2 separate regions of the Mus musculus genome follow, and region 1 is linked to region 2. The links are chromatin loops, found by intact Hi-C in ENCODE. Cell type or tissue: heart. All regions are shown on one strand. Each heading gives the region's core, and the rest is flanking DNA. Links, peaks and the distances in the headings are about the cores only.

Region 1 (8,008 bases), core at 1,352-6,351, 51 kb after region 2:
CATGTAACCATGGCTGTCATAGAACTCAATATGCAGATCAGGCTAGCCCCAGACTCACGGAGATCCAGCTGTGTCTCTGCCTCCCTGTGCCCAGCCTGTGAACACTTTCTCATTTGCTATAGAAAGGCAGTCAGTGGTGGTTTCTACTGCTTACAGCATTTCATCCATGCCAGGTCTAGTTCTCCTGGAGATAGTTTCATGAGCTTCCTAGAATCCTTTTAGAAGAGGAAGCATAAATACATACACAAAGAAGTCTAGCCTCCAAAGCCATCAACATCTTCTACAAGCAAATAGCAGGCTCCCATATTAGAGGGCTGAAAACAACTTGTTCTGACCATTGGTGCTTGGGTCTTCTGCCAGGATCTGGACAGCTGTCCCCCAAGTTCTAATTTTCACAGCCCCAGGAGACTGTTATAGGGACTCAGTTACTTGTTAGAAGTTACATAGTGAATGACTAAGCTGAACTAGTCATTTCATAGTATAAAACGTTGAGGGAAGAATATACCTGGGAAGCCATTGGATTTTATAAATGTACAGGGAAGGGAAAGAACAAAGTTTGTAGGAATTTATCTCAGAATCCATGCTCAGTGCAAGAGTAGCATGGACCAAATGTTTTCTGCTCCCACTCAGAAATATGGCGATCAAAGCCCAGAAAAATTAAGTGTGTGTGTGTGTGTGTGTGTGTGTGTGTGTGTGTGTGTGTGTGTGTATTATATACCTATTTATGTGACCAAAAGGCATAATGGCTGAGCCTGTTGAACAGGTCAATACCTAGAACAAGAGGGACATCTGTAGAAAATGCATACACAGGCTTTCTGTCTTTTACCCTAAAAATTAGTTTGCTAAGACTCCCATAGAAAAAAATGAGTCACTTAAATAGCAAAAACACATTTCCTTACACTTCAATAGGCTGGAAGTCTGAATCCCAGCTTGTTGACAGCCTCTTTCTCTTATGTTTTCATGTGGCTTTTTCATGCATATAACTGTGTTTCAATTTTTTTCCCATTAGAACCCCATCTATCTTGGTTCTGAGCACATCTTCTAGACCTCATTCTCACCTCCTCAAACATCCCACATCCAAACTCAGCTGCATTCTAAGGCATGGGAAGGTTGGATCTTCAACTCAACTAGCACTCTGTGCTCAACCCACCACTGAGGACCTTGCCTGCCTTTATGAGTTTTCTACGGGCCAGAAAGATCGAACCCAAAATGAATCCCAAGTCAGTCTCTAGGACACTGGTTCTCAACCTTCCTAATGCTGTGACCCTTTAACAGGTCCTCACGTTGTGGTGACCCCAGTCATAGAACTATTTCATTATAACTTCACAGCTCTAATTTTACTACTGTATGAGTTCTAATGCAAATATTTGAGATAGAGGTTATCTCATACATGACCCCCAAAGGGGTCAGTCACCACCCACAGGTTGAGAACCGCTGCTCGAAAGGCTGGTGTATGGCAAAAGCTACCTACCCTTCCATCATGAATTCCTCACAGGCTAGTCTCTGTTTTGGGAAACTCAGGCTCATCTCGTGTGACTCCACTGTGGATGCAGTCACACATGCTTAGGACTTAGATAGTTTGTGCTGAGACTGGAGCCATGCAGTACTCAGATGAGGGCCGCCTGGGCTTCCTCCCAGATGTGACTACAGCCTTGAGAAGGACAGGCCAGTGTCAGCTTAGATTCTCTTAGCATTGTTTGCTGAAGCAACCTCTCTACAGGAAGAGGTCATCTCCAAGCTAACGGGAGAAGCTTCCCAATTCCTTGGAATACAAAACTTACTGAAAAGCCTTTTATTTTGATCAACATACAGACAATTAAGACAGTGTCTACGGATGGTTCTGGGCTCTTTGAAAATGATTTGTGTCTGGTTTCGAAGTCATTCAGCAGGAAAGAAAATCTTGCCTCTTACCAACTTTTTTTTTTAAAAAAAAAAATTCTCTTTCAGAAGTAAGACGTGTCCAGGGACACTGTTGTTCTGCGTTTTCATTGACTTTCTCTCTTGGCACGTATTGAGTCTCACAGCTTTAATTATCACTTATATACAGATGATATTCAAATTTACACTTCATTTCCAGCCCTTTCAGATGATGTCACCCTTTGCTTTGCCCCAAATTTGGCTCCCGTCTTGTCTTGGATGAGCCACAATTTTCTCTGATTGAATATGGATGAGGTTGAGGTTTTGCATTTCAGTTGTAAATAAACTCCAAAAGCATGGGAGTTCATTTACCCCATTGATATCCTGGCCTGACAGTGAAGGGCAGGGGTGCTCACAGTGACTCTGAATCATTCCCTACCATTCCACTTAGCTAAGGGATTCATCTCCACAAAACATCCAAAGACATTTGACAGTTGCTATCACTCCCAATTTTGGCCAGAACTCTGTATATCTTGTGATTGAAATTCTGCCACAGACCTTGGAAGATTCCCAAGAAGCCCTGTGTTTACGGTACACTAGGCGTCCGGCTGCCCTTCGGCCTTGCACTGTGTCTACAGTCCCAGGACGCATCCTTGAGACAGCTGTGCTTGGTTCTGTATGCACTGAATAAAACATCGTTTGTCAAACTCTTGGCCAGGTTCTCTACCTTCACATAAACTAGCTTTTCAAATCGCTTAAAATGACATAGTCTCCCTTTGAAAATACCCTTTCTATACTCTCTCACTACATGGTTAGAGGACACAATTGGAGATGTTGTTCTGCATAGCTCCTCTACACGTACAGAACATGTGACCTCACACAATGTGACCTCACACAACAACGTATATCTGAAAACCCCCGGGGTGATCTCATCCCAGGCATTAGTCCACAAGAGCCCGGCCCTTAATAAACAACAAGCACTCCATGAATACTCATTGAGATAAAGCCTGAGAGAATGAATTTGTAATCCTTTGACCCACTTGTGGGTTATGCCGCTGTTGTTATTTATATATATTTTATCTACCTCTTAGATTATTATGTAACTGTGTTTGTGTAATTATTATTTCAACCAGAACATATTGGAAAGCTCCATTAACATTACTGAAGGGTATAAAACGGAACGTTTGGAGTTGTCAATTAGCCGATTTGTCTTGTGTTGCTTGTCTTCATTATTTCCGAACAGCTAACGGTCCATTCAGCACATTTTAATTAAAAACAAACATATGTGGGTCTGCTGAGAACTCCAGTGTCTAGTGGCGTAGTCAGACAGGGATGGCAAGTTGTCTCTAGCACTGGCCATCTGATATCTTCCATCCATCTCAGCAGTAATCCCCCAGATCTAATTATGGGGGGGAGGGGGGGGGTGGCAGCTGCACTCCGTTAGGCTTTTCTTGATTTTTACAGAGATGTAGTTTTTTCAGCCCATTATGTGGGAGAAAATCGGCTGCTGCAGGGTCCTTTCCAAGTCGAAATCTCAGCATCCCGGGAGCTTTCTCCCAGTTATTTTCCACTGAGCCCCTCCCATTTGTTCTAGCCATGTGCTTCCGGCCTGGGGATATTCAGAGGAAGCGTCTAATCCTTAGCAGCGCAGCGTCTGCTATTTCAAGCGCATTCGGCATATTATTATGATCTGAAGGTATGCCCACTGAGTAGGTGTTCTTAGTATTGCATTATCTGCCTGCTTGGGTCACCCATCGCAGGGTCTACTCTTCAGCCCTGTATACTCAGAGTCTGCGGTCCATCAGGATCAGAAGAGGGGCGTGTCCTGGGTTCTTACCAAGGACACAGAAGAGAACGAGCTCGGGATGAGCTTATTTAAATCATAACTGTGGAAAACTATTCATTCACATGGAAGGGTCTAGCCAGATTGGAGTAACGGAGGAAGGACCCGGAAGCAGACCACTAAGGTCAGGTCCTGCTTGTCTTGCTCCCAGCGGTGTGAGTAGCAGCGGCATGCTGCCTGATATCACCGTGTTCCGAGTGGACGGGAAGGCAGGCCCACAGACGCCCCAGCTGTCAGGTTAGAGGAGAGGGAGAGGCGGAGAGATCACTCCGGCCCAAGCTCTGTCCTTGACACTCAAGGCCTTTTACAATCGGGCTCCACATTTGTCTCCAAACTCCTCTCTTGATATCTATGTAAAACCTGCCAGTCAGGTTGATTGATCTGTTTAAGCACGCACACACACACACACACACACACACACACACACACACACACACCAGCTTTCTCTGTTTAGGCCTTGTTAATTTAAGGAGTTTGAAATAAAATGAAAGAAAAATGAGAAACTTGCACATAAGCACAACAGGAGTAATTTCAGAGTAATACATTCTAAACTGCTTGTCTTTCCTGCCTCCGTCCCCCCTCCACCCCCAGAAACCAATCCCTCAGCAGAGTACAAAGGCTTAGAGTAGAGCTGACTGAGGAGATGACTTGGTTGGGAAAGTGCTTGAGACACAAGCGTGAAGAACTCAGTTTGACCCCCAGCTCCTATATAAAAAAGAACAGGCACAGGACACACCCCCGGACTCCTTAATCAGTGTATCTGAGTCCGTGGGCTCCGGGGACAGTGAGTGACCCTGTCTCAAAAATATAATTTGGAGGATATTTGAGAAATATATGCAACATCTGCTGGCTTTCGCTTGTATGCACATATATGTGCATGTATGACGCTTACCCCTATACAAACATACATGTTCCTTTGCCTCTGGGGCTGGCGGGCTATATCGCAGTCCAGCCCTCGGGTGGTCTCCGGGTGAGCTTTGTGTGGAAGAGGGCAGGAGCTCCAGCAGCCTGGGTTCCTGAATGAGTGTAGGGTGGGGCTGCCTGGTGAGCAGGATTGCCCAGTCATACCTGCATGTGGAAGAACTAAGCTTCCTAGAGTTAGTTAGCCTTTGACCTTCGGGGTTCGCCTGTTAGAGAGGCTGACATATATTGTCTACCTCATCCAATTTGGTCAGTTAATATAAAGAAATGAGAAAGGCTACCCGTGTTGGCCTCAAACTAGACATAACCTCCTGCCCTGAAAAAGATAGGCTGGCCCACATCAAAAGTGTAAATTCTCGCACCACTATACAAGATTTTAAGCTGATTCTACTATTTAGAATCTTAGACAAGTGTTATCAAGAAGGATGCATTTATTTACATAGAGAAATATATGCACATATAAATTAAATACCTATAAACCAGGTAAATATATTAAATAAATACTATGCATATATTTTAAGTATAAATATTATAGATATACATCACATCTGTCTATCAAGGAAGAGTTTGCTTTAAGATAGCTTGGTTGGAGAAGGCATGTGCTGTCAAGCCTGGGTTTGGTCCCCAGGACCCACTCGGTAGCAGGAGAGAATGACTCCCATTAGTTGTTCTTCAACCTCTCTACAAGCATGCCGTGGCGTGCATATGTGTGCACATGAGCATACACACACACACAAACACACACATATACATGCATATATACACACACACTTCTTCAGGAACATTCTTATGTTCAAAAACATTCTCATAAATATCTGACAGTTAGGCCAACCAAGTTGACATCCAAAAGTACCCATCCTATGACGTCTCTCCATCCCCAGCACAGTGGTCCTTACACTTAAAATGGAAGCAATGTGAGAACATGTAAGATAGATGAGTCCACATGTATGGAAGAGCTGGCAGGTAGCTTGTCAGTGTTTCCCATTATTATTATTATCACAGGCTTTGGCCATATGATTTTCCTTTATGAAAGTCCTAAGGACCACAAAGGATCACAGGAGTTTGGTCGGCAATGGCACTAATCTGATGAGAGACTTCGTACATTAGAATTCTAAATGCAGCAAATGGAGAGCCATGTACACCAGTGTTTGCAGACCACACTGGCCAGGGCTCCATCCATCTGTGGCTATTTCTTCCTTGTTATCCCATGAATAAATTTTAATATATTCCATTTTCCCCATAAACTGTTTATTTACTGCTCTTATTAATGCAATACGGCAAAACCCATTTGCATGGCTGAAATCTTCTGCAACAGACTAGCGCATGTCTTTTTGCTTTGCTTTCTCTTCATTTTGTGTGATAAAAATCATTTTGCTGTACATGTTTTTGAATTAACTGGCACTTCTCAGGAATATAACATCAGCATAAATCAAGCGGCTGATAGAGTTGAGTCGAGTGATTAAGAATGTGGCCAGCTCCTTCACTGCTTGAGAAACTGCCACTGTCACGACCCACACAGTAATGATGTGGGCCAGAGAGGTCGTGCACAGCCACCTACTTCAGAGGAGACAAAGGGTCAGAGATGGCTTTCACCAGGGGCAAGGCAACTGAGTCTATGACAGAAATTTGGGGGGAAACTAGCCAAGATGTACAAGAGCACACCAGATGTCATCTTGAACTTGGTTCCAGGGCACTCTCTGCTGGTGGCAAGACAACTGGATTTGGCACGGTTTTTGAAACACAGACTTGCAAGATATGTGCTTTATGGGGGAAAAAGGTGCACAAGGTATCAGTAGAAGGAACCAAGAGCAGGGTGGGGAAAGTCAGGGAACTGCAAGGCCTTTGGTGCTGACAGAAGCAGGATCCTGCAGCGACTCCGTCTGTGGACACAGGGCACATGGCTGCAGAGAGGACTGGTAAACTGTCGTTCCAGTTTCATTTCTGTTGCTAGGATGAAAACACTCTGACCAAAAGCAACTTATGGATGGAAAGGGTTTATTTCAACTTGCAATTCCATGAGTTCCAGACCACCCTGGGCTACATAGTGAGTTCCAGCCCACTATTGGTGGCCTACAATGTGAGACCTTGTCTCCAAACAAAACAAAACTATGTTAATTAGCTGAAGGAACAAGTTTATTATCTTAATGGTTTTGTAGCTTGGAGGTCTGACATGCTCATCACCAGGCTATGATCAGGATGTTATCAGATAGTCTCCTTTTTGGAAGATCTATGAAAGAATCTGTTTCTCTGCCATTTGAGTCAGAACATCTTACATAGCCCTTACTCTGCCCACGCTGCACCCTGCACCCCGCCACCTTCTCCCCTGGCCTTGAGCCATCTCACCCACACAATCACTCTGTTTCTCTCTCCTGCCTCTCTCTTCTGTTTCAAAGGTGGTGGGTCCACCTGGATAGCTCAGGACCAGCTCCTGTCTTAAGGTGAACTGTTCAGCGTCATTCACTCCAACCATAGCTTAATCCTTTTTTGTCAACAAATCTGCCATATCCCATATTTTTAGTCTTAGGATATGGATCTCTTTGGGAAGACACCATTTGCTTACTAAAACCAAAGAAGCATGTGTTAGAGACTCTAGAGCAGACAACCTAATCCCATGGCAGTGGCTCCCCGGGCTCAGCCTAGCAAAGCTTAAAAACAACCTCAGCTCACAAGCGAAGTGGGTTAATGCTTGAAAAACAAACCCAATGCTACACAGAGAGGGTAGAGACATTCTAGACATAGAAAAATGTGATGTTTGAAATCCTGACCAAGAGTTCTAGACATTCAAATAAGTGGTAAAGTATGAGGCATAATCAGAAGGGGGAAATGAGCAAAAACAAAACAAAACAAAAAAACCCTAAAACAACAGTAATAGCAGAATTACAAAATAAAGACTATAGAATAGTCTTTATGGGATCAGGCAGATGGCTCAGTGGGTAAGGACACTTTCCACCAAGGCTGATGACCCAAACTCAATCCCAGGACCCACATAGTAGAAGAAATCAGACCATCACAAGTTCTAGGACCTCAGTGTGTACCATAGTGTGTATACACACACATACACACACACTAAATATAGTGTAAATTTCTCAAATATCTCTTATAGATTGCTCATATTTTTAAATAAAAACATCAACAATGATGAAGAAATACAAAGACATGAAAAGAAACAAATGGAATTTCCATGAAATCAAGTTTTAAAAAAATTCCTTGGGTAACTAGATTAAGAGATCGGACACAATTAAGGGAGAGGTCTGCAGACGTGAAGAAATCATGTAAGAAACTGTTGAGAGCAGTAGACTGAAATACACAGAGGAAAGAGTAAGGGGAAAAAGAAGAAAGTGAAGCCCATTGATCTGTGAGGCCGTGTCACATGGTTTAAGTTCTGCA
Region 2 (8,008 bases), core at 1,551-6,550:
GTCTGGCAGCCCTGCTTCCAGCAGCAGGAGCAGTGGGTCTTCATGGGCTCCGTTTTTCCTTCTGAAACCGAGTATTAGCCAAACGCAGTATTGGGGCCATTCTCTGCATCTCTATCCAGAAAGCACGTGCCCCAGCACTTGTTGAGAAGAACGTTGTTAAGACAATTGTTTCGTAATCTTTTGTGTGTGTACATGTGTGTATGATGTTTGCTGTGTGTGCATGAATGTATGTATGTATTACGGGTTAAGTGTGGGCACATGTATGCTGTAGTATACACGCACAGGTCAGAGGACAGCTTCCACTATGCGTCTTCACCTTCTTCCTCGTTTGAGACAGGGTTTCTTTCCTGGTACTGTTCACCACTCTGTGAACCGGGTGACCTGGCCTCCAAGTTCCCAGGGATTCTCCTGTCTCGCCTTTATATGGGTTCTGGGATTCAGACTCGGGTCTTCGTGCTCCTAAGTCAAGTGCTTTATTCACGGAGACATCCCTCAGCCAAGACAATTATTTTAGTACATGTGGATTTAGCTAGAACACTCCCAATTATTACCTCAAACTACAGCTCCTTTAGCTCAGAAGTTTTGAACCGAGGATGGCTTAGCTTTTCTTCCTGCCCCCTGCCTGGCCCAGGAGTACTTGGCAATTTCTGGAAATAAGTTTAACTGGCACAGTGCAGGGCAGGGGGAGGGTTGCTCCACTGGCATCTGATGGATAAAGGCCTGGGATACTGCTAAACCTCCTCAGTGTAGAGTCATGTTCTGCTGCTATAATGTAGCACTCTGGTGCAAAACTGTCTCTGCTGAGGTTTAGAGCCCTGCTCTAGCTGATGAGGATCTGCACACACAGAAACAGGCTATTTGTCTGGGATATTCAGACTAAAGAGAGAAACATAGACTGCTAAAGGACACTTGAACTCTCACCTTGTGTGTGTGTGTGTGTGTGTGTGTGTGTGTGTGTGTGTGTGTGTGCGCGCGTGCGCGCGCGCGCGCGCGCATGCAGGCATGCATGTGAAGGCCAGAGGTCTTGGGTGCAGGTCTCTCCTTCCACCTTGTTTGAGACAGAGTCTGTTTGATATTTGCTGCTGACCCACAAGATTCCTGCCATCTTCCTATCTTTGCCTCCTGTGTCCTTGAAAGGGCACCGTGCCTACAGATCTGTGCTACTGTGTGGGTTCTGGTTACACAGCAGCATCCTTACCCACTGAGCCATCTCCTCAGCCCTTCAACAGTGCTCTAGGACAGAATCATCCAGCACCTATCATCTCTAATCTAGTTAGCATATAACCTCTAACTTCCACTCAAATGAGTATAGATATTTATAGGACTGCAGTTGTAATGAAGATACTAGCTTGCATTCTTGTTTCCAGTTTAAAATGTCACTTTCGTAGTCTTTATGCCGTTTTTAATAAAGAACATCACATTGTCTTAATGTAATACAATCTATAAGCCTTTCTCGCTTTGGTTCTCTATTTAGTTGCTCTTTCTTCCGTGAGTAACTTTGGAAAAGCCAGTATTCAAGTCTGAGATCTGCTTTTGGAAACCCGCCAAGAGTTACTCGGAAATGATCTTACAACAAAAACAACTTTTTCAAGAAATAAAGTGTTTTCAGGGCATTCTAAGAAATCGGTCTGATAGAAATGTTTCATATAAGAAACCGTACTTTAGAGAAACACTATTTACATTTTTTTTTATTAAAGTAAGAACTCTTGGGATTTGGTAGACAGCTCAGTTAGGTACTAGCCTTGCAAGCTTAAGCTCAAAGACCTGAGTTTGATTCCCCAGAACCCACATTGAGACAGACAGACAGACAGACAGACAGACAGAATGTGATGGCACAGGTTTATTATAATCCAGGCACTGGGGAGGAGAAGACAAGCAGACCCCTACTGCTTGGGTAGTCAGCCCCCCACCAACCCAGGTGTCAGTTTCCAGCCAGTGAGATACTCTGCCTCAAATAAAAAGGTGGTGTCATCTCAGAGTCTCTGACCCTCAGCTCAAGCTTCCATGAGTTAATTCAGTTGATGGACCACATGGCTCCCTGTTTGCCTTCCGCTCAGAGGAGTTGCTCCTCCGTCCTCTCAGCCCTGACTCTAGGCAGTGCCCTCAAGCTCCTCACAGCCTGTGTCTGTCAGCCCTGGGTGGTCAGCAAGAGAAACAGCATCCAAGGTTCACCTTCTGGCCTCCAAACACACCTCCACACACATGTGCACTCAGGGATGAACACACACAAATTACCTTGTGTCCCCCCTCACAGATGAATAGACAACACTGTGGTCTGCCTCAGGAGGGAGCCCAGTGAGAAACCCTGGCTTCCTCGAGTCTCAGGCCTCGCAGTCTCTGCTTAGGGAAGCAGCTGCTCTGGCTACCAAAAGCCACACCACATCACCTGGAGCCAACTTTGTAAAGGAGAAAACAATGATTCCCATGCTCGTGAAAGTAACTGTGGGGCACTTATTACTGTACCACAGCGGGTGGAAGAGTGTGTGTCTTATAAGAATGAACCATTGGTCCCAGCACTCGGGAGGCAGAGGCAGGCGGATTTCTGAGTTCGAGGCCAGCCTGGTCTACAAAGTGAGTTCCAGGACAGCCAGAGCTATACAGAGAAACCCTGTCTCGAAAAAAACAAAAACAAAAACAAAAACAAAAACAAAAACAAAAAAAAACAAACAAACAAAAAGAATGAACCATTGGAGTCCAGCCAGGTGGTCTGTTCAGTCCTGCCTGAAAGTCTTGTTGTATTTGGTCAGTGAAGGTCTTCTGCACCCCTGAGTCCAGAGAGGGTTGCAGAGAACCCCACTCCATACCCTGGGAGAACCTAAGCACGTTTCGTTTCAGTACTCCTGCAGATTTCCAGAGAGCATCTGGCCCTCAGCTCTCCCCGTGGGTTAATTCGGTTGATGGGGCACAGTACCACCCCCCACTTGCCTTTCCACTCCCTACTCTTTCTGCCCAGACAGCTGGTCCCTTCAGGCTGCTCAGCCCCTGACTCCAGCCCCTCTTTTCGTGTTCCTCATCTGGTCCTCCCCAAAGCTCCTCAGTTGTTCACGGGGAATCATACAGAGCAGCCAGCTCTCGAGAATCCCTGTTTCCAAAAGGAATTCCAGGCAGGCCTGTCTCCATTCTGCATTTTAAAACAAATCAAAAAGGCCTTTAATGTCATTGGACTTTCATTTTTAGAAAGCACCTGTTAACAGCAATTTACTTTCCCCTCATATACCTCTCTGTAAGCTCAATTCCTTTCGGTATTCATTCTAAGCTTTGAACATAGACATGTGTCCTACCTGTTAGCTCTGCCAGGTAACCTTCTGAAACCGTGACATAGCATTGCCAACCCCAAAGGTCACCCCTGAGGCCCACATAATCAAGTTACACACACACACACATACACACACACACATACACACTGTTTTTATCTGTGTGTCTGCACGCATGTGTGTGCTCTATCATACTCACAATGTTCTAAGCCTTAAGAGTTTATGTTGAGCCACATTCACAGCCGCCCTTGGCTTCCGTTGAATACATCTACCTGTCTGCCTGCTGTCCATCCACCACCACACTCAGCAGCCTCATTTTCCCAAGCCCATCTCTCCTGTGGTTCTTCCTGTTTACTCTGTTTGCATGGTGCAGCTGAGCACAGAGACTGGACTGGACTTACCCGTGCATCTCTGGGTGGTGGTTTAAAGGGGGCCCCCTCCCTGTGTTTTATTTCACTGGCTTCTTTCCTGATCGTTGACAGTGGTAAGAAAGTCTCTTTATTTCAATCCCAGCACCTCCTGGGAGGTAGTACATTGTCTATAATAGTATCGCCTGATCCCCAGCTCCTTTTATGCCATAAATTCATTTATTTAATGCACAGCCATTGCTGGCTATGAGCTAAGAGGTGGGGCCAACTGTGAGCAAAAGCTCTGCACTCTGGGAGATTATGTCTAGTCGGGGTAAAAGGTCATGAGCTATTTTGGTGCAGAATATTTGCAGGTGACACTGAAACAGTGTGTTCCCGCTTCAGAACCAGGCTTGAAGGCTTGCTTCACCGTAAACAGAAGTGATCTTCCCATTTACTTAACGGCAGCTTTCCCCTCTCCGCCGCAGCTCCAGCTCTGCCCACTGGCCCATCTGTTCCCATAACGCTGCGATCCAGAGTGAGTGTCGCAGTCTTTCGGAGAATACTGTTGTTGGTAATAGAAACCTTATGTCATAGCTTTTAAACTCTTGGCCCTGAAACTTCAATTTCCTCATTGCTCAAGATGAAATGTTCATAGGTGTGTGAAACAGGAACAAGCACGAATGTTGTTCATTCTAAATATAAACAGGATACATCGGATATCTCTCCATTCAGTGTGGGCATAGAATGCCCTCTTCAAGACATAAAAATGGACTTTCCCCTTCCACGTTTTTTGGTGACACTGTACCCACCTTCCAGTTGGAAGCAGTAGCAAAGACAAGAATAAAGATTAATACAATTACAATAGGTTGTTTACAGGAAAAAAAATAAGCTAAGGGATTTCTTTTCCTACAGGCTTCCAATGGCCCAATGAACGAATGAAAACATTTAAAATATCATCAGAAGCATTTTATCTTAGTAGTACACTTCTGGGTTATCCACTCTGTGAGATTTACAGTTCCGACACACCAATTCAGAGCAGAAAGGGAGGGAGTGCTATTTATCTAATCAAATACTTAGGCAATATGAAGACTCTTCAATTATCTAATTTTATTAAAGAGATGGTTTATATCCCATAGTCAGTGATGTGCGATCCTGTGATTATTTTTAAATCCCTTAGAAGAGATCTGACATTACACTCTGTGTGCTGTATAGCATGAAATCACTGTGTATATTTTACCAAGAGATATAAACAGACAGATAGCCTCCGCAGTACGCAGTCATTTTAACCCAACACACTGCAACATGGTTTCTGCCCTGGGGCAGAGAAGTGGGTTTTTTTTTTCTCTCTCTCTCTCTTCCCTTCTTTCTCTTTCTCTACTTCAAAAGAATGAAAAATTATCATTACTCTATCCAGACCCATTACAGACTTCAGAGACTTTGGCATGAAATATTCAGAAAGTTTATTTTAAGAATTCAATATTTTAAAAGTCTGCTTTAAAACTATTACAGTGATTAGTGGCTTTCTTGCTTAGGCCAGGCTTTGCTTTTAAGCCCACCCCACTCCTCCTCCCACCCCCACTCCCCATGTCACAGTTGATACCACAGGAGCTCCACAGAAGGCATGCCATTCCTTGTTTCAGGATGTCCCCAAGAGGAACTGGGACCATTTTGTGAGCTTTTCTTTCAGATGCTCTTTAGCAGACATGTCTTTCACTGGTGACAGAGCCAGTGAGCCGCTGCCGCCGCTGCCGCCATTGCCGCCACCACCGCCATTGCCGCCACCACCACCACCGCAGCAGCTGCTGCTGCTGCTGTTTGTGCCTTGGCGGGATAGTTTATCTTAATCACCTAGAACGTGTGCCATTCCCTACTGCCTGTTGTGGGAACAGAGCCCAGGTCTCAGAGCTTCCAAGGACACCCCCTCAGAGGCTTCCCACACCCTCAGGCAAGGGCTCACACCTTCGTCAGTCTGCATAGGAACTGGAAAAGCTTAGCATGCACTTGTGAGGATGTGAGGATGCGACAGTGATTCCAAGGATGAGTGAAGCCAGCCAGGAATTGTGGATGTGTGGTGGTTAGCCGTGGGGCAGCTTCTCTCTGGGTGCTGTCTTGGTTCTGTAGGGAGGCAACAGCAAGCCATGATGGAGATCTTACTTCAGAGTACTGGAACAATATGTATGCCTACTTCTGTTTGAGACAGGGTTGCACATAGCCCAGGCTGACCTCAAACTCACTATGTAAATGAGGATGGCCTTGAACTTCCGATCCTCCTGCCTCTGATACCCCAGTGCTGGGATTATAGGTATGCCCCACTATTCCCAGTTTTATGCAGTCTTATGGGTGAAACCCAAGGTTTCATGCCTGGTAGTCAAACATTCAGTCAACAGCTACAGCCCTGGCCCCTTATTCCTCCTTTTCCTGTATAGCTTATGTATTTAGGTCCAGCCCTCAAATGCATTGCATGTGTGCTTCTGTAGGTTTTAATAAATACCTCTTTTTTCCTTCATACCTTAGGTGTCAGCACTGTTGTGGAACAAAACATAGGCGTCAACCTTAGTCTTCGAGATAAGATTGGTTCTGTGGTGGCACACGCCTTTAATCCCAGCACTCCGGAGGCAGAGGCAGGCGGATTTCTGAGTTCAAGGCCAGTCTGGTCTACAGAGTGAGTTCCAGGACAGCCAGGGCTACACAGAGAAACCCTGTCTCAAAAAAAAAAAAGAGAGAGAGAAAGAGAGAGAAGGAAGGTTCTAGTGTGCTGCTCACATGGAGATCCTGACAGGAATACTGTGTGATTAACTTCCTGTGTCATTTTCCAGGGAGGCAGATCAAGACTCAGATGGTCACGTCAGCTTCCGAGACTTTGAATACGCCATGAACCATGGGCAGTCAAAATGAGCCGGGTGCTTGTGAACTACTTGGACAGCTCGATGGATTGTAATCTAGTTGAAGGTCTCACAGACCTCAATCTAGGAAGGGTATGAAACTGTGTACTTGTGAGTAAACTCTTAGTTAGAGCTTTTGAATGCTGATATTGGACCTAGAGATGGGAATCTCCTGTGTGTGTCTCCAGCAGCCCTGAGTCAGGCTGCTACTGCTGGCCCTGCCACCCAGTGGGTTTGGAGTTTTTCCCCCTCTCTGCTCTTGTCAGCTTTCTGTCCTCTATCCTGTGGGTTGGAGGCTCTGCTAACTCCGCATGAGTCCCTCACTCTTGTCAGCTCCGGGAAAAGTTACCTTTGCTCTGCTAGCAGTGTCATTGCCATTCACTTGCTCCACCTCGGCTGAACATCAAGCTTACTGTGTCCAAGCAATGAGCTAGTGCTAGGAAAACAAAGACTCTGAGATGATGCGCCTGGGGTACAGAGAGGTGCACAGGGCACCTGTGTACAAAGCCTAGGAGGAAGCAGCTCTGGCTAGGCCATCAGCCATTCTTTATACAGAGAAGTCCAGGATGTAACTGGGGTCTTAATGGGCAGAAGGGTGTGGTCTTTGGTTCCCTTTAGGATAGCCTGGACCTGAGCCTGGGCTTCTTTCTTCAGAGAAGCTAGCTAGAGAAGCTGGCCGGCAGCCCTCTGCCACACACTTCTGGTTCTAGGTAGTTCTGCCCTGGACCTGAAGCTCCAGCCATCCTAGAGTTAGGAGTCTCCACTCCCTGCCATGCCCCTGGGCGCCAGTGATCACATCAAGTCACAACATACAGCTCAGCATCTACTAAAGATAACTCTGAAATACCAACATTGTCCTTGTAAGTGTTTCACAACATTAACATTTGTGGTATAATTAATGCAATTTATGTTTTTAAAGTGTTAAACATTAAACGATCAAGTAGAAATATAAATTTGTATAGCCAACATTCAACAAGCTTCATGCTCATATAAATTATTAGTAGATAGCCTTAAGAAAAATAAAGTTTTTAGCTATGCTAAACCAGAGGAACCTAAGAGATGGGATAACTAAATGTAATTTGACTGAAATGTAATTTGGTCTCCTAACGGGCCCCTAGGGACCATACGGTAGAGATGAACCAAGCCTGGACTTCCTCTGCTACTTGTGATAGTGTGGGAGACTGGGTGATGGATAGATAGGATTTCTACTGTTTTCATGATTTTTCTATAAATCTAAAATTATCCTCAAACGGAGTTTGTTAAAAATTAAAGGCTTAGTCAAACATTCATAAACTAAATGAAGAAGCAATGAAAATAATTTCTCAACATGAATGAAATATTATTTCAGAGGCAGAAATGAATTACTGGTATCATTGAGAAGTGTGTATGACTTTGTGCACAGTAGTCCAGTTTCTGACTTTGTTCAGCAAGTGTTTTCATTATAAGACAAACCAAATCATTGATCCTGATCTCAAAATATTAAAGAGATATTTTTGATTTCTTAAATATCATATTTATGGTA

Evidence for each region. Hi-C counts contacts between places; a loop is a spot of excess contacts. Peaks named below come from ENCODE experiments on the same cell type or tissue, not always from the same donor. Only the 100,000 strongest peaks of a DNase experiment are listed, where the experiment ranks them.
Region 1: a loop joins it to region 2, with 1.9 times the contacts of the local background. A loop is called at or near these places in 2 of 42 quality-filtered maps.

What each region holds. Positions count from the first base shown.
Region 1 is chr12:99,666,108-99,674,115 of GRCm38, reverse strand. No RefSeq gene overlaps it. Among named protein-coding and RNA genes, the nearest start is that of Gm19951, 27 kb to the right of the region's middle. In heart, for the core only: no CTCF peak of the experiment used is centred there; DNase peaks (open chromatin) are centred at 2,445 and 3,525.
Region 2 is chr12:99,717,516-99,725,523 of GRCm38, reverse strand. It overlaps Efcab11 (EF-hand calcium binding domain 11), which reads left to right. Exons shown (of 6, transcript NM_030172.2): 6 at 6,421-7,993. The coding sequence ends at 6,499. Among named protein-coding and RNA genes, the nearest start is that of Gm19951, 78 kb to the right of the region's middle. In heart, for the core only: no CTCF peak of the experiment used is centred there; a DNase peak (open chromatin) is centred at 4,013.